4 separate regions of the Homo sapiens genome follow, and all the other regions are linked to region 3. A link is a loop called in an ENCODE intact Hi-C map of the cell type or tissue named here. Cell type or tissue: endothelial cell of umbilical vein. All regions are shown on one strand. Each heading gives the region's core, and the rest is flanking DNA. Links, peaks and the distances in the headings are about the cores only. Region 1 has its middle 77 kb from the start of MIR802. Region 2 overlaps RUNX1 (RUNX family transcription factor 1). Region 3 has its middle 72 kb from the start of LINC01436. Region 4 has its middle 140 kb from the start of MIR802.

Region 1 (7,887 bases), core at 1,148-6,147, 290 kb before region 3:
ATTCCATGGTATGGATATACCAGTTTGTTTAATCATTCAATTGTTGAAGGACATCTGGTTTATTTCTAGATCTTGGTAATTTTAAACACAACAGCTATAAACATTTATGTATCAGTTGTTGTGTCATCATAAGTTTTCGTTACTCCAGGATAAACCCCAAGAGTGGGATTGCTATTAAACAGTGACTTGTAAATATCAACATCACATTAAACATCCAGATTTTATTCAAGTCATCCTCATAATATAAGAGACTGATATCACTATTAATCAATGCTCAAAAACTAATATGCCCTAACCCCTTTGAAAATTTGAGTTGTTTCATCTACAGCCATACCACTCTGAACACACCCCATCTCATCTGAAAATTTGAGTTGTTTTGATATATTTTGTGGTATTTGATTTTTTTGTGGTATTACTATTTTGCATAAATGTTAATGAAAAATATCATTTTAACAATTGTAAAAACATTGCAGTGATGCTTTCAAGAGTTCTTCCTATTGACTTAGAAATACTCATTCAATTTCCCAAAATAAAGTAAAATTTAAAATCTAAGTAGAAAGGAACCACCACATCAGAGTCTGAGTTAACACAAACTTGCTCTGGCATAATTGAAAAATCACTATGCTAAACTTTGTAAAGAATACACCACCATTCCCCCACCCCCCATGAAGTACACCCTAGAGTGTTTGAAGATTATATTATGAGTGGCCCAAATGCCTGTGTTTGGCATTTGTTAAACAATCCTAGAGGAGCTGCCATCCTTGGGGTTCTGTGGGTTCATCCATGGCTGACACCTCTCATCCTGAATCCCTTGGGTCTCACAGGCCCTGGAACAATCTATATTCTCCCGGTTGAAGATGACAGCATGTCAGTGTACTTAAAATTCAATTTCATTCTTCCTAATCTATGCACCATTATGCAGGTCTTTGAAATAGTCTCCAAAGAAGGTAAGTCTATATTGATTCCATTCCCTTACATAGCAACTGGTGTGTAGCAACCCATAGTATAATATGAGGGGGAGAAAATATTGATTCTGGGAAACTTAATATTATTAAAAGACAGTTGTATTAAATCTCTTTCCTGGATTTAGCTGAGCACTTTTTTTTTCATTTTTCCATTTTCAAAAAAATCAATGAAGCTAATACTCTTGTTAGTTTTAGAGTTTCTACGACAGCAGTTTCATGTCACCATAGAACCTACGGGAGGTTTGTAGGCTCAGCACTCAAGGCTTGGAGTCCTCTGCTGACTGATGAGCATAACATTTCTCTCTTCAGTTATTCCGGCCACTCAGAGCGGGCAAGTAGTATTTAAATTTTATTTTCCATGGTATCTGTTTTCCTTGGTGTGTAAAAGTCTCAAGATATGGCTTAGCCTTAGTTATAAACGCCTAAGTGCATGTGATGAAGCTCATTACACACATGCAATTTTCAGTTTGAGAGAAGTCTAAAGAAATAAAATCAACGTGGGGTGGGGGGAGGTTTTTTTGATGGAAAACACCTGCCAGTTGAAAATCCCAGAATCTGCTATTTAAGATTGTAAGTCACATTTTCTTTTTTGAGGACCATCCAAACTTGAGGTATTTTTTTCTTTCTTTCTTTTTTTTTTAACAAAAAAAGGAACAGCTGCTTCTGATTTGTGACAAGATTAAAGCATTTTGGAATCTCTCTCCAGATATCTAATTTCTGATAGAATGTCTGTTGTGTCATTATCAAATATAACAAGACTGTAACATGGCTCCAGAGTCAATGAACCAAACACTGGAATCTTCTTCTAATTATATAATATAAAACTACTTATAATTCTGATGCCATGAATTTGGAATTCATGATTAAGATGGGTTAGGCTTTTGCTAAGCAAGTGTTTTCTTCATAGATACTGCAAACCATATTTTAAAAATAAGATGGCAAGAATAATGCTGAAAATATGTGAAAAACAAACTATTTCCAAATCCCTGAAAGAATCTAGAAGCCACAATTAGCATGAAAATATTTGTGGTGCTTTTAATGGTTATTTTATATCTCTGTCTCTGGCTTCTCTGGAGAGTGGTGCTCTCAGCTGCCAGGAGAACAACTAAGACCACCTGGATATTCCAGACCCCATAAATGCATATGCTCCAGACTGGATTTGATTTTTGTACTCCTGCTAATTGTTCCTGCTGTTTTCCCATTTTCCCATCTTCACTGCCATCTACAAGAGAAATTCAAAAAGCGACCAAAGATCGTTGGCTTGGTGGACACAGCTTAGGAAATTTCAGTCTAATTTGCCTCCTCTCCCCTAGAATCCAGCATGCTGCCTCCTCCTTGCTCGCCTGGACCATGGCAACGGCCTCCTGAAGGGCTTCCAACCAGTATCTCTTCCCCAACCTCTGCAATCAGAGGGAGCCTCCAGAAAAAAAAAAAAAGGTGTCAAATGATATGGAAAACCACCATGGGCTTGACACCGCCTGTTGGATAAAACAGTCATCAGCACTGAGTACCCCAGCGAGGCTTTACATGGAGAGATGAGGAAGAAGAGCCCAGGCAGGCAGCAAAGAAGAAATACCTACGTCATACTTGGGTCATGGTAAGAAGACCAAATTGGCTCGAAAAGGGATTTTTTATAAGTGATGGTTATAGAAGATAACTTCAAAGAGGTGAAGGGGGTCCAGATCAGTGAAGACTTGAAAGGCTCAGCCTGAGACTTTCTGACTTTATCCCTCATGCCATGGGGAGCCATAGAATGTTCATAAGCAGAAGAGGCAGATAAAAGCACAGTCCAGTTGGAATCACCAATCACTCCCCCAATAGCACACACACCATTGAATGTCATTAGGCTACTAATTATTTTTCCTAGTGACCACCCCCATTGTCTTTCACTAAGAAAAAACAATTTATTGACAAGTAATTCTTTAGGTGCTTCCCTTTCACACACTTTCAATTTTTAAGTAACACTTTATACTGGCCTAACAAACATAAATGACATTCTAGAGATTTACAATATATTAGTATAATATTAGTGTACGATTTAACGTGTTGGCTCTTTCTCCAGAGATGGAAAAAAAGCATAATACATCATCAGATTAAATATTAACATATTAATGAAAAGACTTCATTTCTCTGAACCAAAGAAAACGAAAACAATGATGAAGAATGCATTAATGAGGGTTTTAAGCATAAATGACAGAAATTTTAATGCCACTTCCAAATATGCTAACTTACTTAAAATTAGAATAAAATGTATCAATACTTACAGATTATCAGAGTCACCTTCTATCCTGACCAGTATGTCACAAGCCCCTAAGCTGACCAGTTGTCACTTCCAAGATATCTCTAAAGCAGCTCAAATTTACCATGGCCAAAGCTGAATGCATTATTATCTTCCCCAAATCTTCTCAGTCTCCGTTAAGGGAGTAAGTGTCCACCTGTTCCCCTAAGCTAGAAATGTCATAATCCTCCCTGTCTCCTTTTTCTCTCCCTAAACCCCTGCATTGGTTCCCTAATACTCATCACTTTTATCTCCAAAATGTCTGTCTGAATCAGGCTCACTCAGCATTCTCACCATCAATGCCTTACCATCAATCAACCTCCCAAAAGATTTCAGTTGCCTCCTAAACAGTCTCTTACCAATACTCCAACAGCCAGCTGGTCTCTTCTAATCTGAACATTCCTGGAATCCCCTTTCCCCCTCCTCCACCGGACAAACCTCTCTTACCCTTCCAGCCTGAACTCCAATGTCACTTCCCTTGCATTCTCATCATCTACCACTTCCTTCCCAAAAGAATGAACAGTTTCCTCCTCTACATTCCCTCTCCTATGTGTTCTTTCTTGATTACAACACTCATCCCATTTCTACTATGACTCAATGCTTAAGAATCTGTGTCCTTGGCTGGGCTTGGTGGTTCACACCTGTAATCCTAGCACTTTAAGAGGCCAAGGCGGGCGGATCACAAGGTCAGGAGTTCGAGAACAGCCTGGCCAACATGGTGAAATCCCATCTCTACTAAAAATACAAAAATTAGCCGGGCATGGTGCCGGGCACCTATAATCACAGCTACTCGGGAGGCTGAAGCAGGAGAGTTGCTTGAACTCAGGAGGTGGAGGTTGTGGTGAGCCGAGATCGCACCACTGCACTCCAGCCTGGGTGACAGAGCAAGACTCCATCTTGAAAACAAAAAACAAAAAACAAAAACAAAAAAAAAACAATCTGTGTCCTCTGATACATTTGTGCATTTATTGGGGTTCAGGACCGTGTGTTATTCTTCTTCGAGTTTCTAGCGAGTGGGGGTTCATGCCACCCTCACCACACTCTCCTTTGAGTAAAGTGATGCATCTCATCCAAAATGTCATCATTTGCAATTTAAGCTTTTAAAATTTTCATAGCTGCACATCTTGCCTCATGTAAATTACCTTTGCCCAACCTTCTTTTGTAGGTGTTTCTATTTGGTCTTCTTAAGAATGGACCACTTACATGCAGAATTTGGTACAAGATTTTACCCCTGGCTGGATGCCTAAATGACATACAGAGGAAAGGGCGGATAGGGTAAAAGATCTATATGTACTTCGGCATGTACCTCGATAGCCCACAACCCAACCCTGGCATTGGCTTCTAGAGAAAACAGCTATGCAGAGAGAACCACCTGTGCTCCCAAAGTAGAGACTAGAATGTTCTATGATTGATAATCATCCGTGGGCAAAAGCAACAGCATGGCCTCTGAAGCGATCACTCCTCATGCCAAGTAAACGGCTTTCTCAGCCCACACCTGCCCTGAACTAGTCAATTACCAACGTTGAGAAAGCAGGAAATGAATGGCTCATGATTTTAAGCATCAATAATTTAAATAAAAAACTCATAAAGAGTCATCCTTCTTCCTGGAGTGTAAATGAATGTGATTCTAAGTGTATGGTAAAGACACAATAATTGCCAGCAAATTAACTCCCAATGAAGATGCAGAGGGATATCTGTCTCCTTTGACTCTTGGACAATTTCCTTCCAAAGGGATTTTATTGTCCCACATTAGGAGTGAGAACTCAACTCAGTACAGGCCGTGCTTCTGTGTTGAAGAATGATCACCAGGCAGTCACATAGGAGCAGCTTCAGCCAGCGACACTGGTATCCCCACTTGGGGCTGACAAGGTTATGTACTCTGCAACCAGTGTTCTGCAAATCCAGTCATGAGTTGGTCCAGAGTTGTTTTTAGATAAAGAGAAGGCAGTTCTTCTCTCACCCAGATCCTCTCTGGCACACTGACCTTTGAGAATAAGAAGTGTACATGTTTTAATTCTATGCTCAGCAATGTACTGTTGTATTTAGTCAGAGGCTGCATAAGAATAATTTTCTAGAACTCAAACTGGTGTCAGATCTCTGTTAAATTGCAGGTGGCTTCCCCACCCTTTTTGCCTTCATCATCTCTCTCTAGTTTGAGAGTCTTCTCTACCCTGAAATTTTCACCAGTCTGTTTAACACAAAGTAACTTTGTGAGACAACCTTGTTAAAACTAAGGTATTGGAGGTCCTATGTGTTATCTCCTCCACTGGAGGAGATCGCTTAAAAATCATTTGGAAGTTTCTTTTGCTGTGCAGAAGCTCTTTAGTTTAATTAGATCCCATCTGTCAATTTTGGCTTTTGTTGCCATTGCTCTTGGTGTTTTAGTCATGAAGTCTTTGCTGATGCCTATGTCCTGAATGGTATTGCCTAGGTTTTCTTCCAGGGTTTTTATGGTTTTAGGTCTTACATGTAAGTCTTTAATCCATCTTGAATTAATTTTTGTATAAGGTGTAAGGAAGGGGTGCAGTTTCAGTTTTCTGCATATGGCTAGCTAGTTTTCCCAACATCACTTATTAAATAGGGAATCCTTTCCCCGTTGCTTGTTTTTGTCAGGTTTGTTAAAGATCAGATGGTTGTAGATATGTGGCGTTATGTCTGAGGCTTCTGTCCTTTTCCATCAGTCTATCTCTCTGTTTTGGTACCAGTACCATGATGTTTTGGTTACTGCAGCCTTGTAGAATAGTTTGAAGTCAAGTAGCGTGATGCCTCCAGCTTTGTTCTTTTTGCTTAGGATTGTCTTCGCTATATAGGCTCTTTTTTGATTCCATTAGGGAGTTGAACGATGAGAACACATGGACACAGGGAGGGGAACATCACACACCAGGGCCTGTCAGTGGGTGGGGGGCTAGGGGAGAGATAGCATTAGGAGAAATACCTAATGTAGGTGACAGGTTGATGGGTGCAGCAAACCACCATGGCACGTGTATACCTATGTAACAAACCTGCACGTTCTGCACATGTATCCCAGAACCTAAAGTATAATTTTAAAAATCATCTGGAAAGGATTTGGTATGTACATACCACAATTTGTCTATCCATCCATAAACTGGTGGACATGAAGGACTGACCCATGGGACAACGTAAATGAGCCTTGAAACCATGACATTAAGTGAAAGGAGCCAGACACAAAAGACGATGTGCTGTATGATTCCATTTATATGAAATGCCCAGAAAAGGCTAATCCACAGAGATAGATGCAGATTGGTTGCTACCAGGGCTTAGAGAAAGGGGAAATGAGAAGTGACTGCTCAGTGACTATGGGATTTCCTTTTGGGGTGATGAAAATGTTTTGGAACTACAAAGGATGATGGTTTCACAACATTGTGATTGTACTTAATGCCACTGACTTATTCACTTTAAATGCTTGACTTTAGGTTATTCAAATTTCACTTCAATTTTAAAAGGTGAGGGAAGTGGGGGAATCTATACTTGACCAAGTATGAGTCTCTGATGGTGAAATTTCAGAAGTAGTGGGAATAGAAAAGAAGTTTCCTATTAAGATGCTTTCACAGGGTCTCTAAATCGCAGGTATGCCTGCCTCCGATGTTTCACCTTTGTTGGGGCCCTTCTGGAAAGCCCAGTTAGTGCAAAGAAACCAAGCCAGGTTGGCCTCAGCCTTTCATTGGATGTATCCACCTTGTGTGAAGAAAAATAAAAAGATTATATAATAAGCAACTAATGCTAACCAGTATTATTATTATTGTCAATATTCTATGCTGACCTTCTACTTTCTGTGGCCTAAAATTAGATTGTGTATTGTTTATGAAACTTTCACTTGGGAATGTTTTTTAGGTTACGTGGGTTTTCTGCTGCTGTGGCAGCAGCAGGACCAAGCCAAGGCAAAAGGCCCAGTGTTACTCACAGTTGGCTTTATGATTTCACCCAAGGACAGGGACCAAGGCACGCAGCTGAAAAAGCAACATTGGTTTCTGGTCTCTGATGACACATGTGTTTCTTCTTCCTTTCTCATGCTCCCAGCAAAACAGAGTCCTACCCAGTGCCTTCCCCAAGGAGACCCTGGTTGTTGAGACTCTAGACTACAGCATCTAGAAGTCTGAGACTTGAAACCCATCTCACTCAATTCCTGTTGGGTCTCTGATATGAACATCAGCCCTTCTCAGGGCAGGAATTTGACATTGCGAAAGGGAAAAATAAAGAAATGAGCTTTGGGCATGTACAGTTTTTCTGTCCTGCTTTTTTTAAATTTGAGAAGAAGTATGTTCAACATTGTCTTTCTACAATAAAACCAGAAACATGGCATATCTCTCAGGGTCCAGTCAGGAGGCAGCCATCACTCCAGCTATTTTAACAAGGAAAATGTAACACAAATAACTGTTAACTATTAAAGGTGGTTAACTACTGATATAGTCTGTCTGGGTCCCCACCCAAATCCCATCTCGAATTATAGCTCCCATAATCTCCACAAGTCATAGGAGGAACCCAGTGAGAGGTAACTGAATCATGGGGTGGGTTTTTCTTGTGCTGTTCTTGTGATAGTGAATAAGTCTCATGAGATCTGATGGTTTTATAAATGGCAGTTCCCCTGCACAAGCTCTCTTGCCTGCCACCACGTAAGATGCACCT
Region 2 (7,887 bases), core at 1,767-6,766, 1.1 Mb before region 3:
CTTGATCCCCATTCCCTTCCATTTGAAATGGGAAGTTAGGGATAAGGTAGAGTTGAGGTTAGTGGTGAGCTCAGAGGTGTACACGGCATATATCACACAAGAAGAAAGGAGAATGCTTTTATCTTTTGATGCAGCAATATTAAAATGTCTCTAGAGTCAACAATGACCCTTTTAAATAATTCATGTCAGAATGTCCTGTTGCTTCTAGTTTCAGTTCCAAAATTTAAAGAGCTTGAGAGTCATCACTCTTGTTTTTATAAGAAAAAATGCTGAACAAACTGAAAATCCATGACTTTTCTTAAGTCCAATGGAAAGCTGAAGTTGCAGGGCAAACTGCAACCCCAAATTTTGAGAAGCAGGCAAATATAGAGAATCATAGTGAGGTCTGCTTGCTGGGAGCAGAATTTCTGAATTCATAAACTGATGAGAACACTTAATGGTGATTTTGACAGATTGCTAGAGGCTCAGTACAGACTAGTGTGCGAATAAGACACTCCTAGGGGCTACAGTTTCAGGAGGAAGTGCACTGTTGTGGGTTTTTCATTCAGGAACTCCACCAGATTCTCACAGGATCCAATATATTATTATAACAGTGGGTTATGGCTGAAAGAGCTTCAACATACTGACTAAGGAGGAGTTCATAGAGAAGCTCACAGATGACATGGGAGACAAAAACAAGGACGCTAGAGGAATTTGAAGTCTCTGGTACCTTCTGAAAACATTAAATACAGCCCAACTCTTGGGTACATGAGAATAATAACTCACGCTAAAGGCCTACTAAGTTCCTATTGCCTGATAAATCATGTTAAACTTTCAATAAAAAATTACAAGAAAGGCAAGAAAAAAACACAGTCTGAAGAGATAAAGCAAGCATCAGAACCAGACCCAGATGTGACACAGATTTTGGAATTACAAGACAGGGAATTTAACAATGATTAACATGTTAATGGCTCTAGTGGAAAAAGAAGACAAGGTGCAAGAAGAGATGGATGATGTAGGCAGGGAGATGGAAACTTTTTTTTTTTTTTTTTTGAGACAGTGTCTCGCTCTGTCGCCCACACTGGAGTGCAGTGGCGCAATCTTGGCTTACTGCAACCTCCGCCTCCTGGGTTCAAGTGATTCTCCTCCTCAGCCTCCCGAGTAGCTGGGATTACAGGCACCTGCCACCACGCCCAGCTATTTTTTCTTTTTTTTTGTAATTTTTGGTAGAGACAGGGTTTCACCATGTTGGCTAGGTTGGTCTCGAACTCCTGACCCCAGGTGATCCACCCACTTCGGCCTTCCAAAGTGCTGGGATTACAGGCATGAGCCACCGTGCCCAGCCTGAAACTCTTAACACTCAAAAGCAAATTCTAAAAACCAAAAGCACCCTAACAGAAATGAGGAATGGCTTACTTAGTAGACAGAACATGACAAAGCAAAGAACCAATGAACTTGAAGATACAGAAACTTACCAAACAAAAAGATAAAGAGGAAAAAGAAAGAACATCCAAGAACTGTGAGAAAGTTTCAAAAGATGTAATGTGTAATTGGAATACCAGATGGAGAAGAAAAAGAAAACAGTGGAAGAAATACTTGAAGTATTAATGGCTATGAATTTTCCAAAATTAATGACAGATACCAAACCACAGATCCAGAAAGCTCAGAGAACACCAAGCATAATAAATACCAAATCTACACCCAGGCATATCATATTTAAACTGCAAAAAACCAAAGAGAAGAGAAAATCTTGAAAGAAGCTAGAGAGGGGGAAAAGCCAACACCTTATCCATAGAGGAAAAAGGATAAGAATTACATTATCTTTCTCTTCAGAAACCATGCAAACACAAAGAAAGGAGAATACATGAAGTGTTGCAACAAAAAAGCTACCAAACTATTATTCTGCATTCAGCAAAATTATCCTTCAAATTCAAAGAAATAAGGATATTTTCTGACAAACAAAACTGGAATAATTCATTGCCAGCTGACCTGCCCTATGAGAAATGTCAAAAAGAACTGCATAAAAAAGGAAGAGCATTAGAAAAGTACTATATTAAGGTAAAATTAAGTTTTATTTTTCTTAACTGATCTGAAAGATAACTGTTTACAATAATAGTAACAAAGTATTGAGTGATTATAGCATGTGGATAAATGAAATAAAAGGCAGTAATGATATAAACAGGAAGGAAGAAGTGGTAGTTATTTGATGCTAGATGTAGATTAGTTATACATGTACTTTTCAAACTTTAGGGCAGTAACTAAAAACATTTTTAAAAAGAATGATTAATATGCTAACAGAGGAGATAAAATGGAATCATATAAAATGTTCAGTTAAACCTATAAAAGGTAGAAAAAGAGGTGTGGGGGGAAGAATCAGGTGCAACAAATATAAAAGTTATAAATATGATTGATACTACTGCAGTTATATTAATACTTAGGTTAAATATGAATACTCTAAATGCACCAATTTAAAGACAGAGATTGGCAGTGTGGATTAAAGACAAGACCCAACTACATATTGTCTACAAGGGACCTATTTTAAATAAAAATATTTATACAGATTACAAGTAAAGGGATGGAAAAAGGTACACCATGCTAACACTGATTGAAAGAAAGCCAGAGCAGCGATGTTAATTTTATACAAAGCTGACTTCAGAGGAAGGACAATTTTCAGGGATAAAGAAGGGAATTACATGATGATAATGTGGGTGAATTCTCTAAGAAGACAGCATCTTTAATATATGTCCACCTAAAAACTGAGTGTCAAAAAACATGAGGCAAAAACTGATAGAACTACACGGAGAAATAGGTAAATACGCTATTACAATTGGAGACTTCAACAACCCTCTTTCAGTAATTGATACATCAAGCAGGCAGAAAATTAAGACACAGTTGACCTAAACGGCACTACCAGTCAACTTGATCTAATTAACATTTATGGAATACTCTAACAACAGCAGAATACACATTCTTCAGCTCACATGGAAGATTCACCAAGATAAGCCATATTCTGGGCCACAAAACACACTTTAAGATCCTTAAAAGTATAGAAAGCATACAAAGTATTTTCTCAGACCACATGGATTTAAATTAAAAAGCCAATAATAGATAACTGGAAAATCTCCAAATATTTGGAGATTAAACAACATACTTCTACATTAGACATGAGTCAAATAAAAAGTCTCAAGAGAAATTAAAAAATGTTTTGAACTAAATGAAAATACAACTTATTACAATTTTTGGATGCAGATAGAACAGTACTTAGAGGGAAATTTATAGCATTGAATACATATATTAGAAAAGAAAGATCCAGAATCAGTCACTGAAGCTTCCACCTCAGGAGACTGGAGAAAATAGCAATACAGACCTCAAGCAAGCAGAAGAGAAGAAATAATAAAAATTAGACTAGGAACCAGTGAAATTAAGTACAGGAAAATAATAGACAAAATCAATAGAACAAAATATCTTGTTCTTTGAAAAGTTCAAAACATCCCTCTTTGTCCTCGTGCTCCCCACAGGCGCTGGGAGAAGATGGATAGAGACCCCTCCCGGCCCTCCTCTGACTGTCCACTCTAGGGTCTTTTAAACACCCACCCTCAGAAGCTGGGTTTCCAACAGCACCCCTTGAGCGGTGGCACCCTTCATCCTGGGCTTGGAGAAGGTTATAGTTAGAAAGCCCCTTCCTTGATTGTGTGGCTGACATCTTTAAAACGCCAGGTCTTTCAGTCATCTCTCAGAGCTATTTAAAAATAAAAGTCACATAGACCACAGGGTTCTACCATCTATTTTTGAAAAAGGCAAATCAGCTTGGTGAACATATAAACCCTAGGGGCAGCCCTGGTTATTTCCCTGGAGGAATTTTTTCCCTCCTTCATCCTGGAGGAAGGTAGGGACGTTCCCAGGGTTCCCTCCAGATTCACCTCAGTCATGGGGAGCTGGTGTAATGCCCTCTTGGAGACCTCAGAACACACAACAGGATGTGACTCAGGACTCAGAGATGTGAGTCAGTTTCCAGGGTGATGTGTTAGGGCGAGCCCCAGTGGTGGTTTGCATCTCACTGTCTGGGACCCCTGGGAAGAAAGGCCTAGGCTCCCCTTGCAGACAAAGGGGGTGACCCCAGATGCTTCCCAGCATCACATCTGTCAGAGGTGTGTGATGTCAGGGGCCTTTCAGAGTCCCTGGGGGTGGGTGACTCTGCTCTGAAAGGGACATTTCCCTGAAAGTTCCACTGTCTTTGAGAAGCAGTGTTTCCTCTGGCCTCTGCAGCAGGGAGCAAAGCTCCGGCACAGCACAAGTAAGAAGAGCAGTCACCTATTCCTACTACAGGTACCCCCAGGTAGCAGACACCGGCTCAGCACACTGTTGCTATATCATTGAAATCCCATGATAACATGAGTCAGTCAGCACCAGCTCTGGATCCTGGAAAAAAGGGAGGTTGTGAAACAGCTCCAGGATTTGCCAACCGTTCGTCTCTGGCCGGCTGCAGACATCTTGGTTAGTCATGTGTAGCTCAGATGCATTCGTTGTTCCAGCAATTACTTTGAAGAGAAGCAGACAGACCAAGCCGGGGCAGAACCCTGCCTGGGTATGCTGTTTTAAAGGCCTCAGGTTTTGAGGGATCCCATCCTCACTGCCGACCTGCCAGCCTGGGAGGTGGCAGGCTGCCTGCGGGAAGGAAGAAGGGAGCCCTGTGTCCGCCTCTCCACCACTCCCTGCTTCCGGGACCCGTATTCATCACCTCGCCGGGGAAGCTTTGTGGCTTTGTGGTCAGGGCCCTGTGAATCAAGAATGCTGGTTCCTCACATCAGGCCGCCCCCAACCCTGCTGGTTCACCCTGGAGTCCTTTTCTTTTCAAACCTCTGTTTCCTCACCTCTAAAAATGGGGGTAACCAGGCTCACTTGCCTCACAGGTGTGAGAGTTAATTAATGTTTGTGGGGCAGCTTTGAGATCCACAGATGAAAGGTGCTCTATAAACGCAAAATGCAATTCCTCATTAGCACTGTCAGACGGTTCCCAGGGGAAACAGTTCACCCTGCACCACGAGGCTGCTACCCTCAGCCAGATGAGTCTGAGACACGTCTGGGAAAGGGCTACGTATTTAGGCAGAGTGCTTTTGGAGGGAGGGTTCAAGGATAGGTCACTAGCTTCCAGAAAAGATGGGTGTTTTTAGAACATGTCTCATTCTCAGTTGGCATCGTGTCCCTGAGGCAGAGGGAGAGTGGCCTTCAGTGCACACAGCTGGAGGGACCATAGTTCAGAGGGAACAGAAGGCACCTTCTGGTTTCTGCTGCCTCCTCCCTTGCAGACAGATTCTTTCTCTGTACTTTGTTAAATAAACATTTGTTGCAGACATCTTTTCCATAAGGATCTTCTGCACTGTGCACTTTCTGCACCTCTGCCCCCCGTATACAACTTTCCAGGCCTGAAGGAGCTCTACAGACAGGTTGGGTACATTCCTGCAACACCAGCACATCATGGATGTTTAGATTCTTCTATGGCCACCCTATTTATTTCCTTCCACTCCTCCATGTCCTTCTTCTCCAGGAGGGTAAAGACAACTTTCTGCTCCCTTCTACTCCTCTGGCACCTTTGCCCCGCTTAGTTCCTTGAAAAACATGAGCCAGAAATATTGTGTTGAGGGCTGGGATATCTCAAGCAGCCTCCATCCTGAGACTGGACCCTTGGTGGAGAATGAGGATACTCACTCCAGTAAAACAAATCACTGACACCTCAAGTGGGAGCTGGGAAGCTTCAAGCAGAAGAGGCACAGCATCTCCCAGGACTGCACACAGCTAAAGAAACAGAATTTTCTGAAGAACACTCCATTGAGGTGGCACCTGATATCAAGAGGATTGTGCACGCTTGATAGTCTATGCTTGGAAGGCCTGGGTTGGGAGACTGTCATCTCCAACCTGCAGTCCAGGCTGGGCATGGAAGGCCGTGCTTTACAGCCAATCTCCACTGTGCTGATGAGGGGCCGGTGGGATTTCCTAGAGAGGCACCTGTGATATCTCTGGCTAAACAGATACAGTTAAGAGCTGTCGCTGGGGCAGATCATGTTAAGTAACATGGCTGAGATTTGCCAGGGTCCATGTAATGCCTTAGGGTGTCAGCACGCAAGAAAAAAAAAGAAGTGACTTTACGTCTGGGACTGCAGAGGCTACAAAATGATGAACCCCCTAACCTATGAGTTGTCGATATTGGAGAATACGATGCTTTTGAGCCCAGCTCAGATGGAGATCTGTTCCACACAGGTGTGTGTCATGCCAGTTTGCAGCCTGGGCTTCCTCTGGTGACTACCCCATCCATCTCTGCCACTGCCCCAGCTCTCTGTGCCCAAGTGCTGTCCCTGAGCCAGACCTCTGGTGGGAGAGGCCGAGGGGGCATGGAGCAGTGATCTCAAAAGCCTTCCTCTCTACACAAACCCAACCACGGGTTTCTCAGTGGGCATTCTCCTAGCTGCAGCCTTAGTTTTTACTTTGGCACTTTTTTGATGTTGTAAAATGTTAGAACTGTTTGAAAAATTCTAGAGTGGCTTGAAGCCCAGCAAGCAGTCTCTGTTGTCTTCTGCTTCCATATGACATGGGCCCTAAGGCAGGCTTATTGGATTTTATGCCAGGGATTCTGGTTTTAAGCAGCAAACTCTGAGGCATGGCATTCTAATAAAATCAGAAGAAAAACTCATATGAATGGGGGAAAAGGAGAATTCAAAACAATAAACATGAAATATGGCTTAACATAAAGATGCTTTTGTTTGTTCTGGCCCCAAACATTTTCAGGATTTGGGAACCTCATCCCAGAGCTGTCTCTCTAAAAGCCAAAAGGGCTTCAGTAAGGATACAATAAGGGCATAGTTCTGCAGTCTGAGAGGTAAGGACAGAGACCCTAGCTTGGCCCCTCACTCACAGTGTGCTGAAGCAAGTAACTTAATGCCTTGGAGACTCAGTTTCCCCCCATAAGGAGATGTTATTGCATCTGTCCCTTAGATTCCTGGGAGGGTGAAATGTGCCCCTCTGCCCGATATTGTCAATGCAGTAGCTGGCACCTTGAAGGCAGGAAACAGTCTTCTCTCCCCTGCCCTTCCAGGAAAGGATAACAGTGTCTGGAGAGTACTGTTGGCTTAGCTGGTTGTTGCTCCAGGTAACAGAAGAGGGAGAGGCTTGGTCTCACAAAGCCACCAGAAATGAGACCTTCCTTAGGCAGCCAGAGTTCCAAGGTGCACTATTCCAGCGGGGTAGCATGCACCGCTAGGATGCAACATAAGCCCTTCCTCCTGCAGAGCAGCAGCCTCCTCCTTCACAAGGAGCACCATAGCCACCCTGCAGAACACAGCTGCGTCAGGGCCTCACAGCAGTGTTGCACCGTGCCAGCCACAACACAGATTCTGAAAGCTGCATTTTACAAATCGAGGATTCACTGCTCTTTGTCTTGTGAAGTGTGACCCACAATGAATGGCAACCGTTCTTTCTTTAAGAGCTTCCATTCCATGCTCCCAATTTGAAGGATATCCTGACAAAGGGAAGTAGAATTCCCCAAGTGGAAGTGCCTCGTCCCCTTCAATAAACGCGAGTGAAATCAAAGGGCTGCTTCTGTGCTCTCTTCCTCTGTTTTTCTCATGCAGTCCTCCCATCTGACTACCTTGTCACAGCTCTTCTTTTCCTACCTGCATCCTCTTCACCTTGTTTTCCTTTCCCACACATCAGGCCAAGGCTTCTAGAATTCCTTGCAGCAAGAGCTGGAGGACAGAACCTCAGGGAACTGCCCTGTGGGAATGCTTCATGTCGTCTTCTACACGCCCTCTGACCTGGCCGCTGCACACAGGTCTTTCACTCTATGTGATTCCCTGGCTGCCCCTTCACCTCCAAGAGCTCTGAACGGCTTTACAACTAGGAAGTCTCTGAATGTGC
Region 3 (7,887 bases), core at 1,771-6,770:
GTGGTGGTGCACACCTGTAATCCCAGCTACTCGGGAGGCTGAGGCAGGAGAATCGCTTGAACCCGGGAGGTGGAGATCACAGTGAGCCAAGACCACACTACTGAGTGAGACTCTGTCTCAAAAAATAAAAAATAAATTAAAAAGATGATATGGTAATGCTAAGGTCATTTCATTCAGTCTCTAAATTCATGGCAGATGGGCATGGTGGTGTACGCCTGTAGTCCCAGCTACCCAGGAGGCTGAGGTGGGAGGATCCCTTAAGCCTGAGAGGTAGAGGTTGCAGTGAGCCATGATTGCACCACTGCACTCAAGCCTGGGCAACAGAATGAGGCTGTGTCTTAAAAAATACATAAATAAACAAATTAATGCCAGAATTAGGAAGGAAAATTTAATTACATAAATTCTCTAAGACTCTATAAAACAGCCAGATGAGTGGTCCAATCCCCTTTCCAAATAGCTTTGGTTTCAATTTTATGTTTGTTGGCTTGGGGTCCGTCCATCTGGGTCATGTATTGGGCCAGTGTGGGATCTCAGGCATTGTTACTGGGTTCGCACGGCTGTTCCCTAACCTAACATGGCAGCATTAGATGCCAGCACTTTGATCCATGCACACACACAGGATATAGACATAAGAGCTTCCCAAACCAACTGGAAAGAGTCCCAGTGGGAATACTCCACGACATATTCATCAAAGTCAAATGCAGAGCAAATTGACCTGGCTCATTAATTATGAAAATTCTCTCACAAAGTGACATGTTGCTAACTATGTGGAAGCTTAGCACATTTTCACGTGGTTCTTTTTGTCTACTTGGATCCAAAATGTCACATTTAGTAATGCGTTGAGGTTTTCTTTTCCTTACTTAGGAAGAAAAAGCTATTTTATGCCGAACCCACATCTAAATATATATACTCGTGTGTTTACATATGCCCACTATGTGGATAGAGGTAGCCTGTTGGTAAGAAGGAAGTTTGCTATGCCAGAATTTGTTTTACAAAGATATATAGAAGGAATTTGAAAAATAAATGTTGATTATTTTAAAACCCTTGAATCTATGTTGAGCGCCTGTCCCCCCTGGACTAACTGGGCAAATTCAGACATCATATGAAAACCTGGCCTTATTTCTCTACATATGTTGGCTAAAGCAGTGAAAAGAACATGGGCCTCTCTCCACCATCACTGAAAGGAATTTCAGTTCCTTAGGTCTTTCATTTCCTCTCTCAAAATGTAGGAATGAGAACTTTCAGAAGCTCACAAAAGTTACCCTTCTATATTCAGGCCTTTTATCTAAACTGAGATGGTCATTATGTACTGCTTGACTTTTAAAAGCTCCTAAATGTGGCCAGGCACAGTGGCTCAAGCCTGTAATCCCAACACTTTGGGAGGCTGAGGTGGGTGGATCACCTGAGGTCGGGAGTTCGAGACCAGCCTGACCAACAATGGAGAAACCCTGTCTCTACTAAAAATACAAAATTAGCCAGGCGTGGTGGGCCATGCCTGTAATCCCAGCTACTCGGGAAGGCTGAGGCAGGAGAATCGCTTGAACTCGGGAGGCAGAGGTTGCAGTGAGCCAAGATCACGCCATTGCACTCCAGCCTGGGCAACAAGAGTGAAACTCCATCTCAAAAAAAAAAAGCTCCTAAATGTGCCTACTGAATCTTATGACAATGCCTGATCATTGAAAATCCTTTCTGGATCAGTTAGGTTATTAGTTTGGCTATCATTAAAAAAGGTCAAAGTAACAGTAACTTAAATTGATAATAGTTTATTTATTTTAAATATGGTCTAATCATAAATATTCAAAGTGTTATAACACTCCATAGTATCAGAGTTCCCGCTCTTCCTGTCCTGCTGTTCTGCCATCCAAAACACATAGCACGTGCATACCTGTGCATACCTAAGCCTGTGCATAGAGGCCCCACAGCAACTCTGCACATAGCCCTCAAGGTCACATCCCACGGGCCATGTGGCAGTTCTTGCTGCAAGGGAAGCTGGGAAACATAACCTTTGTTCTGGGCTGCATTGGACTCAACTTTACTAAAGGAAAGGGATGGCTGAGACCAGCCATGTCTGCCACAGCCTTCTTTTCATTAAGGTGCAGCGTTTCCCTAAGTATTGGCACAGAGAAGGCACAAAATAGATATGTGTTCAATGAACAAATAAACAAATGAATAAATAAAATTCTTCAGGGAATGCTTATCTGAAAACAGACATGAAAACAGTTTGCTAGGATATTCACGGTTGGTTGTTTTCATCAATTTCTCAGAGGAGAAATTTAGTTTTTATTAGATCATTAAATCAATTTAAACAGACATATATTTGTATATCAGCATCAGGAAGAGCAATGTAAATGTCCTACGGGTGACATCATCATATTCTTCCCCAGCATTTCTCAAACCTATCTAGCCATGGAACCCTTTGTCAGAGAACATTTACTAATGATTTACAAGACATTCATGAAAAATACTCTCCTGCCTAAAATCTTAGCAGAAAAATAGAATTCAGCCATTTATCCACTTAGGATAGGACCATAAAGAAGTCAATATACATGTAAATAAACTACATTTTTTTAAAGCAACAAGAGAGAAGTCTTTTCAGCACATACTATTAACAGTCCCATAGTATCTTCCAATGGCTGTGAATAACTAGTAGGTTGACCTGCCACCTTACATAATGTCTTCATCTCCCCAGTAATTTCCCAATAATCCTGGAGTACTGGAAATGGAAGACACCTTAAAATGGTATCAAAGCCATTCGTCGGCCTTCAGATCCTAATGTCACTAAACTAACTGAGAGAAACCAACATCAGAGCAAAACCTCATGACATGAGCTCATTCCTACACAGGGTCTGGAAAACATCACTTCCACTTTAAGTACACACTAAAAAAGGATGATGATTCAGACAGACAATCTTAGCTGCACTGCGCGGGTGGACAAGGGGATTGTAACCAGCCATCCAGGAAATCTGGCATCTGTCCAGAAAACAAGTCTAAATTTTGAAAGGTCTCTGCCTAACACATTCAGTTTATGTCCACAGGTCTCTGAGGAAGTGCACTTATAAAGAGGAGATGACTACGTTAGAAATTATGACTGAGGCAGCTTTTGCGCTGTAACTCTTGCTTAAAAGGGAAGTACGCCAGTTCCCCTTTGAAACAGTTTCTAAGCAGCAGGTGGCTACCACCAGGAAGCCAGGCACACGATGCAGCAGTATTGATATCTGGCTGTGTTGTACAGATCTTCCCTTTATCCATTCGAAGGATGTGAAAGCGAGGGCAGAGGGTAGAATTTTTAGCTGGTAATGGTCTCTTTTAATCAAAGAACTCAATAAATTACAAAGAGACTGAGTCACTTGTCCTGTCTCAAAGAAATGTCATAAGAATAGCTCAGGGCAGTAAAGGAAGTTTAATTAACGCAGCCGGGTGTGGTAGTTCACACCTGTAATCCCAGCGCTTTGAGAGGCCAAGGCAGGCGGATCACCTAAGGTCAGGAGTTCGAGACCAGCCTGGCCAACATGGCAAAACCCCATCTCTACTTAAAAAAAAAAAAAATTAGCTGGACATGGTGGCACATGCCTGTAATCCCAGCTACTGGGGAGGCTGAAGCAGGAGAATCGCTTGAACCTGGGAGGTGGAGATTGCAGTGAGCCAAGATCATGCCACTGCACTCCAGCCTGGGTGACAGGGTGAGACTCCACCTCAAAAAAAAAAAAAAAAAAGAGCTCAGAATTGGAGAACATTTATAAGTAGCTTGGTTTAGGGGAGGACAAATGAGGAGAAAGCCGATCTAAAATAGGTTGGGACAATCTATTAGCCAACTATCTACACTCTCCCACCATAGTTTTCATTATTGCATTAATGAAAGCTGAGTCTCCAGAAATTAAAAAAGACTGTTTCTCAACCTATCTAAGCTGCAATCCGTTTTAATGAAGCTAAGTATAGAGACAGAGGGAACCTAGATAATAATAGAAATAACTGTGCTAATGTTTAAAAGAAGAAAAGAATGAGGTTAAGGTTAATTGCAGTAAATAATAATGAAAAATGTGTGTTATTCAATATAGTCACTAAAAGGATGAAAATATTTTCAAATATGACTCATTCCAGTTGAAACAGGAAGGGAAGTAAAAGCATCAACATCTGACAAGACATTAAACTCCCTAAGTCAGAGCAGCGCTGCCCCTGTGGGGAAGAAACTATCCTCCTCCCAATGGCACAGAACCAACTCACTCAAGCCAGGCGCCTCTGGAGAAAGTCACTGAATCACATATGTGTGTGCACACACACACACGACAATAGCCAGCCAGAGAGTGAGAAAGAAAGAGGGTATACTGACCCCTAAAGGACCAAGGCAGACTGTAGACATCTTTCAAGAAGGAAAGGAATGAAGAAAAAAAAAGGCAATAGATAATTTAGCTCAAAATCATGTTGGGAGAGGGTTGACCAGTTCTTGGACCCAGGGATCTTGAGAGAAAGAGTAGATGAGCCCAAATGTCCTCAGTAGGCACTTGAGGTAAGGAGCCAAGAGCTGACTTAGAAGGAGAAGGAAGGAGGACCCACAGGAATAATAAAGCAAGAAGGAGAGCACTTAAATACACCACATGTCTTCAAATTCGCAGGCCCTAGGGATTTGTAACTTGTTACAAAGTTATTTCTGAAGGCTAGAAAAATGTACAGAAAACATATGCTGCTTCAAAAGTGGGAGTGGAGAGAGTGGGAGAAAGGGATGACCTGCTTCTGTGAATAAATGTTCCTATTGTAATTCCTTAACTGGCAAAGTACTTTTGTGTAAATGATACTTTGTAAACCCATAGGCAGAAACCTAGCTGAGAAATAATCAGCACAAATAGGCAGAGTACAAATGCGTATTTATGCAACTTTCTCGGTTTTTTATTTCTTAAAAAAAAGCACTAAACTTCACATTTACAGAAGAATGAAAGGCGTGTCATTTGTTTTAATTTTTTAAGATGTTGATTTAATCTAATCAAGATTTTGGTGCAAGTGGAATCAACTACCTTAGGAAGGCAGATAGAATTAGAGTCTTGATGTGCAACTCAAATCTAGATGTTTCCTCCTGACTTTCCCCCAGCTCAGCCTCCTCATCCAACTGCCATTGGACCCTCCACCTTCCCAGACTGAACTCAGTACTTCCCCTTCCTTCACTCTATCTCCTCTTCCATTTTCATCTCTCCTTCTCCTCTCAACCCTCTTGCACTCTTTCCTAGACCTCAGTTAATGAAGTCGGCATCCATCCAACCTCCAACGCAAGCAATATTTTGAAAAACCCCTGCTTGAAATAAATGTCACTTCCTTCACTTATAGAATAAAATCCAAACTCTCCCAGCATCATAGAGAAAAGTTCTTCACATATAAGTGCCCATCTACCTTTCAAACCTGTCTCCGCTCCTTACCCTATGCTCCCAACACACCCAATTATCCTCCAAGCCCCCAAATCCAATCACATTCCCTTCATCTGGGGTGCCCTCCAGGTCTTTGCCCGGGGAAATGCTATCCACTCCAAGACTCAGCTGAAACACCACCTCTCTGTGAAGACATCCCTAACTCCCCAGGCATAGTCTGTACATCTCTCTTTTATCCCTCTATCGCCTTGGGTTAATATAATAGTGTTTCCCCTGTTTCTGGTAATTGATCTGTTTTTAAGACTCTCTTCCTGAGTGGAAAGCAAGAAGATATTGCCTTCATCTTTGCATGTGAGCACTAAGCACCTTGGTCACCTTACCTAAAGGGAACACGCTTCCTGCTATGTTTTTCTCCCTAGCGCTACCATATACTTGCTTGTTTACTTGTTTATTACCTGTCTCCCTCCACTGGACTATGAACTACATGAAAGCAGGTATTTTTGTCTATTCTGCTCTCCTCTGTAGCATCAATGCCCTGAATAATGCCTGGCACATGATAGGCACTTAATACATATTTGCATGAACGTGGATCCAAAATGACTTAGAACAGTGTCTAACACATTCAACATACAAGTACCTCCTACTCCCTAGAATTTTTCTCAGTATTCCTCCAATTCTCCCTCCACCTCCTCTGCATTCCTACCATGACTACATGAGGTTCCACAATACTTGGCATTTCATCCATTAATGTATTTTAATCTTGTCTTTCTAAGGAGATTATAAAAATCCCAAGGACAGGTGCCACGTCTTTTAAGAAAGTCAATGTTAAGTATAACTCATGCTAGGCACTTCCATGCTTATTGGATCACTTAAGTTTTTTTCCCAAACATCCTGCAAAATTATTTTAGTATTCCAGGTTGACAAATAAACTAACAGAGGTGCAGATCTACCTAAATTCACATGGCCTTTAAGTAGCTATTCAAATCGGTTTTGACTCTAACTTTTATGTTCTTTCCAGTACTTCACACCGCATCTGTTAATTTAGCTCTGGCTGGGTGCAGTGGCTCACGCCTGTAATCCCAGCACTCTGGGAGGACAAGGTGGGTGGATCACTTGAGGTCAAGAGTTTGAGACCAGCCTGGCCAACATGGTGAAACCCTGTCTCTACTAAAGATACATAAATTACCTGGGTGTGGTAGTGGGGGCCTGTAATCCCAGCTACTCGGAAGGCTGAGGCAGGAGAATTGCTTGAACCTGGGAGGCATAGGTTGCAGTGAGCCAAGGTCACACCACTGCACTCCGGCCTGGACAACGTGAGTGAAACTCTCAAGGAAAAAAAAAAAAAAAAAAGCTCTGTTAGGGATTGAATTGTGTCCCTGCAAAATTTATATGTTGAAGCCCTAACCCACAATATGACTGTTAGATAAGGCCTTTAAGGAGATAATGTTAACCTTTTAACAAGGTTACATGAAGTCATAGGGTGGGCCCCTGATCCAATAGGACTAATGTCTTTGCAAGAAGAGAAAGAGACACCAGGAATGTGTGTGTACAAAGAAAAGGCAGCCACCTGAGAGCCACAGGGAGAGGCCCCAGAAGAAACCAGCCCTGTCAACACTGTGATTTTGGACTTCTAAACTCCAGAACTGTGAAAAAATAAATGTCTGTCGTTTAACCACCCAGTCTGTGATATTCTGTTAGGACAACCCTAGAAGACTAATGCAAGCCCATTGTTAAATTTTTCCAAAGCTATAGAAAAGCCAAAAGGAGAAAAACAATCACCCACAAACTCATCATCCAAAAGCAATCACTATTAACATTTATTCTATGATCTGGTCTTCTTTAACTTTGCATATTTTTAAATAATTGTAATTAGACTGGAAATACAAATTGGTTACACCAGCTTTTCAATTAATATTCTTAAGTTTGTGTACCATTTTAAAATTAATATTATAATGATATGACAATTACTATTTATCCATAAGGAGAAACTTTTTCACGTATTTTTCAAAATGTTTTCCCTTGTGAAAAGAAGAAAAAAACTTTTCCCTTGTGAATTGTCTATTCTTTGCCTACTCACTATTTCCTTGCACATTATATAAAGAATATTCTTTTTTATCCATTTTTTGGAATGATTTTCTATGCTGTTTCTCAATTATCTCACCCAGTAAGTACCTACCATTGTGCTGAATACAAAATTAGTGTGACCCAATATTGATGATCAATCATTAAAAATCATTCACCCAACCGAATGATCAAGGTTAACATCAGCGGTATGAAGTCATGTTGACATCACATGCACCTGCCATGAGGCAATGAAAAGGGCACTTCATCTTCATGGTATTCTTCCCAGAAACCCAAAACCCTGGTCTAATCACAAGAAAACATCAGACACATGCAAATGGGGAACATTCTACAAAATGTCTAACCAGTCCTCTTGAGAAATGTCAAGGTCGTAAAAAACAACAAAAGACTGAGAATCTGTCACAGATTGGAGAAGACTAAGGGGCTGTAATGACTAAATGCAGCATCGTATCCT
Region 4 (7,887 bases), core at 904-5,903, 78 kb before region 3:
CAATTGGTCATTCTTTTTTATTTATTTTGGGAGGAGGGGGAGAAATGAGGGGCCTTCATTGTTCCCACTTCAAGACCAGCCCACTGGTTACAAAGCAGGAGAAAGGCAGGGGCGCTCCCAGGAACCCAGGGCCATTGTTATGGGCTGAATTGCTCCCTACCGCCACCAAATCCACTGCTGAAATCCTAACCCCCAGGACCTCAGAATGTGAGCTTATTTGGAAACAGGGTTGTTGCCGATGTAATAAGTTAAGAGGAGGTCATACCGACACAGGTGAGCCCCTAACCCAACATGACTGGACTTCTTGTATAAAAGAATGCTATGTGAAAAGACAAACGCATAGACAGAGAGAAGGTGATGTAAAGACACAGGGAAGAGGTGGCCATCTGCAAACCAGGGGGTGCCTTCTTGAGACCACCAGCTTCTAGGAGAGAGGCCTGGAACAGACTCCCCCTCATGACCCATAGAAGGAACCCACCCTACTGGCACCTTGATCTTGGACTTCCAGCCCCAGAACCATGAGACAATAAATGCCTGTTGTTTAAGCCACTCAGTCTTTGGAACGTTGTCCCAGCATCCCCAGGAAACTAAGGTAGCCACATATGACTTTCATGGGCCCCTGGCACTTTTGTCTTTGTGGGCCCCATTCTCCGTAAAAAATATCCAGAATGGCTCCACAACTGTGTTGGTATAGAGGCAAATAAAATCTGGGCTGGAGCATGTTCATTTTTTCTTCTGATTTTAGAAGAAATGAAAACATTTTCATGGGTCTCTAAAAGTCCCACAGGACCTTGGCTCTGTGCCTTTCACACCTCATGGAGAAGTCCACCCTGTAGAAAGAATCACTGAGGTCCCCAGATTGGGTCGGGCACCTCCCCGGCCTTTCTCTATTTTGGCACCACACGCAAATTACCTGTTATTGTGTCTAACAGCTCCCTCTCCCCACCTCTGGCTCACACTCCAGCAAAAAGACATGTCTCATTTATCTTTGCAGCCCTGGCACACCTTAAATGCTCAATAAATAGCTGCTGCACCAACTTGAACTGAACAGATAGAGACCTAAGTTACTCAAGGTCATTAGTGAAACATGAAGCAAGAAAAGAGCAAAAGAAGGAGGTTTTGGCAAGAATGGAGCTTTAATAGCTGGAGCCTCAGCTCCTGGTAGCAGAGTGAGGATCTGGGAGCTCGGCCCAGGAAAGTTTCTGAAACTGCAGTAAAACGAGTGTTTTATAACCACCTATTCTGTTCCATTTTTTTTCTCTCTCTGTCTTCATCTTTAAATTTTGTTTTTCACAGTCCAGAGCTTTGTGGGGTTTATTAATACTTACATCAGTTATACTTTGCCTTTCTTCAAATCAGAGTTTCTCAAATTCTGACTTTTCCACTGAGATTTTCTGACAGTAGATTTGGCCTTTCTAGACCCAACCTCACTTACGGTTCATGACAAGTTTATAACTCGTTCTCATCTTGGGACAATTTCTACTTTTCCTGCTGACCATGCTTCATCTTTGCCATATCTCAGCATGAAAAAAGTTATTTTCTCCACCAGAAACTCACATGAGTGAACAGGAAACCCTTGGTTAGCCCTTCTGCCACCACACAAAATTTTTAAAAAGAAATAAACAGTCATTCTTCTGGACACTGGGGAGAGATAAACACAAAAACATACAGTATGATTGGGAAGATAAGACGTCTACGTTTCTAATCATGTGTCATAATCATGTGTCATAAACTTTCAGAAGAACGTTCCACAAAAAGCACTCAATGGGAGACTAATAGTGTCACACAAGTGGAAGATTCTAAGGACATAAATTTGGGAGGTGCAGGATTAAAAAGGCAAAGACAGTTTCTATAATGCAGAACTTCTCAGATCCTTGAAAGTGCTAACATGCTAGATGAATCTCCATGAGGCAGATCAAATAGCGGGCACTTCCTAGATTGACTTGACCACGGAATCCTCCTACGGGGGAGTGGGGTACGGAGAGAGGTGTGTGGGGAGAGGAATACATGTTCCAAAAATAATCTGGAAAACACTAGACTAGCAATAGATCTGTCAAGTTTCAAAGATGAACACCCTATTTTCACAAGAACTTTCTGGCATAAGGACCATTCACTGTGACTATTCGCATGAGGAATATTCACTGTGGGCTGAAGCCCTTGGAGAGGGTGTCTTAATAGTAGTGTGATTCGTATTCAGGCTCAAAACACAGCCAGATGGGCCTTCCTTAGTGAGAGAGGAGTGTGAGGAGGATGTATTGGCTGGGAAAATCACTTCAGCAAGGGAAAAAATTTACAAGCTGTGTTTGAAGAGCACCAGAAGACTGGTGTGGAAGGGTTACCATTGATGAAACCAGAAAGAGGAGGAGACATGGGTGGGAAGGAGTGTTCGAACCTGACCATGAGTGAGAGTCTCACCCTGTGGGATGCATGGGAAACAAGGACTCAACCTCAAGGGAAAGCACACCCCATGGGTGCTGGAAAAGCATCACCAAATTAGGCTCCAAAGGATAAAAATGCTGCTTCCTGTCTGCTTGGCGGGAGGGAAGGCGGTGCCCAGTGAGCAGGGGTGTGGACCTGGCATCTGGTAGAGCACCACAGCATAGGGGCAAGAGCCCCAGGCGCATCAGGAAAGTCACGTTCCACACCCAGTGCTCCCGTGACTTCCAATAAGCAATTTAACCTCCCAGGGACTCAATGCCCTCACCTGTAAAATAAAAGGAAATGACACCCTAAGGTTTTCCCACTCTAACACCCTGTCGGTCCATGATGATGAGAACTTCCCATCTATCCAGCGCCAGGCAGAGGTACAGGTAATGGGCATTTTGAGGCCAGACACCACATTCCATTCTCTCACTGTCAGCTTCACACAGACGGTGCCGGGCCCACAAACCATCTCTCACACAGATGGGGAAGGCAGCCGTCCCCATCTGGGCAGCTGTGCAGCCAAATACAGCTGCCTGTACAAGGGTGGGGGTCTCCTTGGCACCCAAGAGGCACAAATTCTGAAAAAACTAAGGGACAGTATACTGGGGAGCCAGAGGAATTTCATGGGGTGTCCTCTCCGCTTTTGAAATCAGGCAAGATCATGGCCATGCTGTCTTGAATCTTAAACAACAGAATCAATCAGGTTTATGTTTCCTTAGCTACTTCCCGAACTACAGAGAATCAATTAACAGTTCCTGAATCTGTAAAATTAAGAAATTAGTGATAGCTTCATAGAGTTTCAGAGTGAATTGAACGGCATAGGTGATACAAAACACGAAACTCCATGCCCAGCCCAGAGTGACAAGTCAATCAACATTCTGGGCTTTGAGGTCTATACCTGTTGTGCTCAAACCTAATCATTTCCCAGGGTGCATCGCTGATATGCTGTGCCCTCTGTCTCCCACCACCTGCCTTGCATCTAATGCTGCTCCCTGCGTCTCAGTGGGACTTGGCTGCAGCCACTCAGGGTTCCTTTATTCCAGTGCCAAAATGGACATCAAGAGGACTAAGAAAATGTAGTCCCATTTGGGCATCTTAAACTCTTAAACTTACAGCTGACACTATAATTTTAGCTGAAATATTGGAAAATTTTTGTTTCCCATTATCAGCATGATTCTTACTTACTAAGATGAAATATGGTTTCCTTTGGTTAAAAAAAAATACCCAATATGTTTTAAAAGATGAAGTAATGCTTAGTAACTTTGGTTGTTTTTTAAAACCCCTTCCTATTAACTGCTCAAGGGACAGGTTGTAATGTTGATCCACGCCACAGTGTATTTGCTTCACTTCCTGCTTCTGGCTGACCCTTTAACAGGAAAATTAATAGGGAACATGAGTCAATTAATCAGAATGCATAGTTATTTTTATGAACTCTACTGCCAGTGCATTAATTCATGACATGTGTTTCAAAAATTGGAAGAATGGCAAAAATATAGGTATAGATTGCTTATGATATATGATTCCAAAAGTCAGAAACCGTGAGTCATTCATCCATTCATTCATTCATTCATTCAGGAAGTGTTCATTAAGTACCTACTAAGAGCCAGTCACCATTCCAAGCATTGGAGGTAATCGATGAATCAAGTCAAAGAGGCACAACAGGCATGAAACAAACCCTTACACATTGATTTATGATGGAGATGTGGAAAGGGTGGGATGGCACACAAACTAGGGGCCACACCAGAGGTCTGGCCAAGGTTTAAGAGGCACCGAGTTGCAGCCAGAAGGCTGATTAGGGACTCCCTTGATGGACAGATGGGGAGAGAGGACATAGTGACAGAAAGGCACTCAAGGTAGTAGAAATTTCCTATGAAAATGCTCTATGGCTCCAGGGAGCAGCGCGACTGAAAATAGTCAGAATATAAGGTCCACAGGCAGGGGGAAAATGAGCAGGAGTTAGATGGAGGAACAGCCAGAACTCAGAAGACTTGAGTGCCACACAAAGGAGGTGGGCTTCATCCTCAGGCAGTGCAGAATTTCTGAAGGGGCACTGTGGTCACACGTCTAAAATGTCACCCTGGAGACAGTGAGGTTGATGGGAAGGGCAAGCCTGGTGGGAAGGAGACTCACTTGGAAGCTGCTATCAAGGTTCAAGAGAGGAACAATGAGGGTCTGGGGTGAGACAGTGGCACCAGAGAGAAAAAGCAGAGTGCATTTCAGGGGTATTTGGTAGCACGCCTCAGCAGGGTTTGTTCATGGATAGAGGTGGGGTGAGAAGAAAGGCCTGGGGTGGTCACTGGAGGAAAGGCAGCTCCATCACAGGACATTATGTTAAGTGAAATAAGCCAGACACAGAAAGACAAACATCACATGTTCTCACTTATTTGCGGGAGCTAAAAAGTAAAACACCTGAACTCATGGAGATGGGGAGTAGAAGGAAGGCTAGGAAGGGTAGTGGGGAGGTCGAGGGGAAGTGGGGATAGTTAATGGGTACAAAAAATAATGAGAACAAATGAGTAACACCTAGTATTTGCAAGCCACAATGGGGTAAATACAGTAAAAAAAAAAAATTGTACATTTTAAAATAACTAAAAGAGTATAATTGGATGATTTGTACCCTGATGTGATTATTACACATTGCATGCCTGTATCAAAATATCTCATGTAGTCCATAAATATAGGCCACAAAAATAAAAAAATTAATTTTTAAAAAATAAATAAGAAAAAAGAGGCAAATCCACCAACTCAAGTATAGGAGGGAGGACGAGAACCAGTGCTGGGGAAAGATCATGTGCTCCATTCAGCCATGTGGATTTGAGGGGTCCGTGTGCCACTCAAAAGGCAGGTGCTTGACAAGCTGCTGTGTATGTGGGTCTGAAGCTCAAGAAGTAAGTCTGGGCTGGTGAAAGACATTTGGAAATCATCACTGCTATCACCATGGAAAACAAGAGAGGTCATGCAACTGATTACCCAGGAGGGGCCAGTGGAAAAAGAGGAGTCCAGGAAAGAGATAAGGAGCAGCCCAAGAATGATGCAGGGAGACAGATGATGATAAAGAGAAAGAGCTTTGCACATGGAAAGCACCAGAGTACAGCATTTACAGAATGTGAAGCTTACATTGCTAAATGAAGCAAGAAGAGAGGCAGGATGATCCCTGAAGCGTCAGTGCTTGCAAATTTCAACTCTGATGAGCTCAACATATGGCACTGAGCATCCACCATGAACGAGGAGATGCCAGCTCATCTAAGGCACCAGGCACAGTGGCTCATGCCCATAATCCCAGCACTTTGGGAGGCTGAGGTGGGAAGATCGCTTGAGGCCAGGAGTTTGAGACCAGGCTGGGTAACATGGCAAGACCCTGTGTCTGCAAAAAATTTAAAAATTATCCAGGTGTGATGGCATGCACCTGTAAGTGCTACTCAGAAGTCTAAAGTGGGAGGGTCCTTTGAGCCCAGGAGTTCGAGGCTACAGTGACCTCTGTTGATGCCACTGCACTCAGCCTAGGCAACAGAGTGAGACCCATCTCAAAAGAAAAAAAGAGACAGAAGAAACCCAACGGCTCTCACACTTGAATATGTGTCAGAAATACCTGAGGGGTTTATTTAAGTACAGATTCGTGGGCCCACCTCAGAGATTTCAATACAATGGGAGACCCCAGGCACCTGCACACTTCACAAGCACCCAAGGGGTTCTCTGAGGACAGTTAGGAAATCCACTCTTAGAAATACTGTGAAAGTGCTGCCCTTATGTCAAAACTAGGGACTTTTCTTAAAAGTATTTCTCAGAAGTCCCTAGTATCAGCTTCTCTTCCACTCAGAAAAATCCAGGAGACTTCAGGATTGATTTCATCTTCCAAGTGACTTCAACCTTGTAGCCTTCAGTGTCCTCAAAATGGAATCAGCAGTTCTCATTGTTAGAAGAACAACCTGGGTGTTTAAGAAAACATATCTGCAATTTTCTGCTTCCACCCTGCCTCCTGAATCAGGCTCCCAGAGACGAAGCCCAGCAATCCAGAAATTTCTGAGGTCTTCCCAGTAGATTCTATGTTTCAGCCAGGTTTGGAAACAACTGAACAGATCATCTCTAATCCAATGTCAACCCCTAAGAGTCCCTGTATTCAATAAGCACCTGCAAGAGGAATTGTGTTTGGACTGCCAAAATAAGGCCCTAATAAACCTCCCTGTCAAAAAGGAAGTTTAAGATTCCTTGATGTCAGCAGAGCCTGCAAGAGAAACTTTAGTCCAACTGTGAGTTTTCAGAGTAAATATTATTACAATGATGTAGAATTTTAGCTGGCCTGATTAATTATGCAGTGGCAGCACTTCAATGGGTTGTGGGCCTAATATAAGCACTCCATTCTGTCATTGTTACTATCAAGTTCAACAGCCTCCTCAAATCAGTCAGTGAGGATTTAGCATTGTTGTTACAACAACAAGAGGAACCCAGGGAAGAATGAGTGCTTTCGTCAGCTCTAAAATAGCAAACTTCAGTAAGCATATGTTTAAGTCAGTGCCAAACAACAGATTATCTGGCTAATAAGGATTATTAAGGGAAGTGAGATGCCTAATACGGAGCATAAATGGGACTATCGTTTTAAAAGTCCCATTTCATCAGAGGTAAAGGTGACAGATGGTTGCAGATGTGCAGGCTGCGTCCCCTGCCCTTTTCTTCTCTCCTGCTGTGCTGATCTCTACCCAGTGCTAGTAATGGCCTGTGTCCTCAGATCAGGCCTTGCTGAAAAAGAAGGGGAATGCAGAGGCAGGGGACACATGGCAGATGTTACTTCCTCTTATGATAATCCCAGGGAGGCTACATGGTAGCACGCATCAGCAGGGTTTGCTCACGGATACAGGTGGAGTGAGAAGAAAGGCCTGGGGTGGTCACTGGAGGAAAGGCAGCTCCTTCGGAGGACATCATGTTAAGTGAAATAAGCCAGGCACAGAAAGATAAATATCCCATGTTCTCACTCATTTGTGGGAACTAAACATTGATTGAATTCATGAAGATGGAGAGTAGAAGGATGGTTACCAGAGGCTGGGAAGGGCAATATGGAGGTCGGGGGGAAGTGGGGATGGTTAATGGATACAAAAAGGAGTTAGAACAAATGAGTAAGACCTAGTATTTGCAAGCACAATAGGGTGAATAGTCACAAATAACTTAATTGTACATTTTTAAATAGCTAAAAGTATAATTGGATTATTTGTAACACAAAGATAAATCCTTGAGGGAGTGGATATCCCATTTACCCTGATGTGATTATTACACATTGCATGCCTGTATCAGAACAGCTCATGTAACCCATAAATACAGGCACCTACAGCTTCCTACAAAACAGGGGAGAATTCCTCTGTTTAAAAACCTCAGTAGGATTCCCAGTGCCTACATAATAAAACCCAAATTGTTTAGAAAGGTGAGCAAGAGCATTTTCCATCCAGCCTTTGCTCCTACCCACCCTTTCCTTCC

Evidence for each region. Peaks named below come from ENCODE experiments on the same cell type or tissue, not always from the same donor. Only the 100,000 strongest peaks of a DNase experiment are listed, where the experiment ranks them.
Region 1: a loop joins it to region 3, with 7 times the contacts of the local background. A loop is called at or near these places in 2 of 110 quality-filtered maps.
Region 2: it touches region 3 in a loop (12-fold over the local background); 2 of 110 quality-filtered maps call a loop at or near these places.
Region 4: a loop joins it to region 3, with 4 times the contacts of the local background. A loop is called at or near these places in 23 of 110 quality-filtered maps.

What each region holds. Positions count from the first base shown.
Region 1 is chr21:35,639,618-35,647,504 of GRCh38, forward strand. No RefSeq gene overlaps it. Among named protein-coding and RNA genes, the nearest start is that of MIR802, 77 kb to the right of the region's middle. In endothelial cell of umbilical vein, for the core only: no CTCF peak of the experiment used is centred there; a DNase peak (open chromatin) is centred at 3,754; H3K27ac peaks cover 857 bases.
Region 2 is chr21:34,803,729-34,811,615 of GRCh38, forward strand. All of the region lies in intron 7 of RUNX1 (RUNX family transcription factor 1), which reads right to left. Among named protein-coding and RNA genes, the nearest start is that of RUNX1-AS1, 29 kb to the right of the region's middle. RefSeq lists enhancers at 3,542-4,741, 4,255-4,324, 4,603-5,113, 4,628-5,127, 4,941-5,009 and a cis regulatory region at 4,961. In endothelial cell of umbilical vein, for the core only: no CTCF peak of the experiment used is centred there; DNase peaks (open chromatin) are centred at 3,943 and 4,343; H3K27ac peaks cover 2,527 bases.
Region 3 is chr21:35,929,444-35,937,330 of GRCh38, forward strand. No RefSeq gene overlaps it. Among named protein-coding and RNA genes, the nearest start is that of LINC01436, 72 kb to the right of the region's middle. In endothelial cell of umbilical vein, for the core only: a CTCF peak has its summit at 4,344; DNase peaks (open chromatin) are centred at 3,008 and 4,198; H3K27ac peaks cover 2,695 bases.
Region 4 is chr21:35,851,861-35,859,747 of GRCh38, forward strand. No RefSeq gene overlaps it. Among named protein-coding and RNA genes, the nearest start is that of MIR802, 140 kb to the left of the region's middle. In endothelial cell of umbilical vein, for the core only: no CTCF peak of the experiment used is centred there; a DNase peak (open chromatin) is centred at 3,801; H3K27ac peaks cover 407 bases.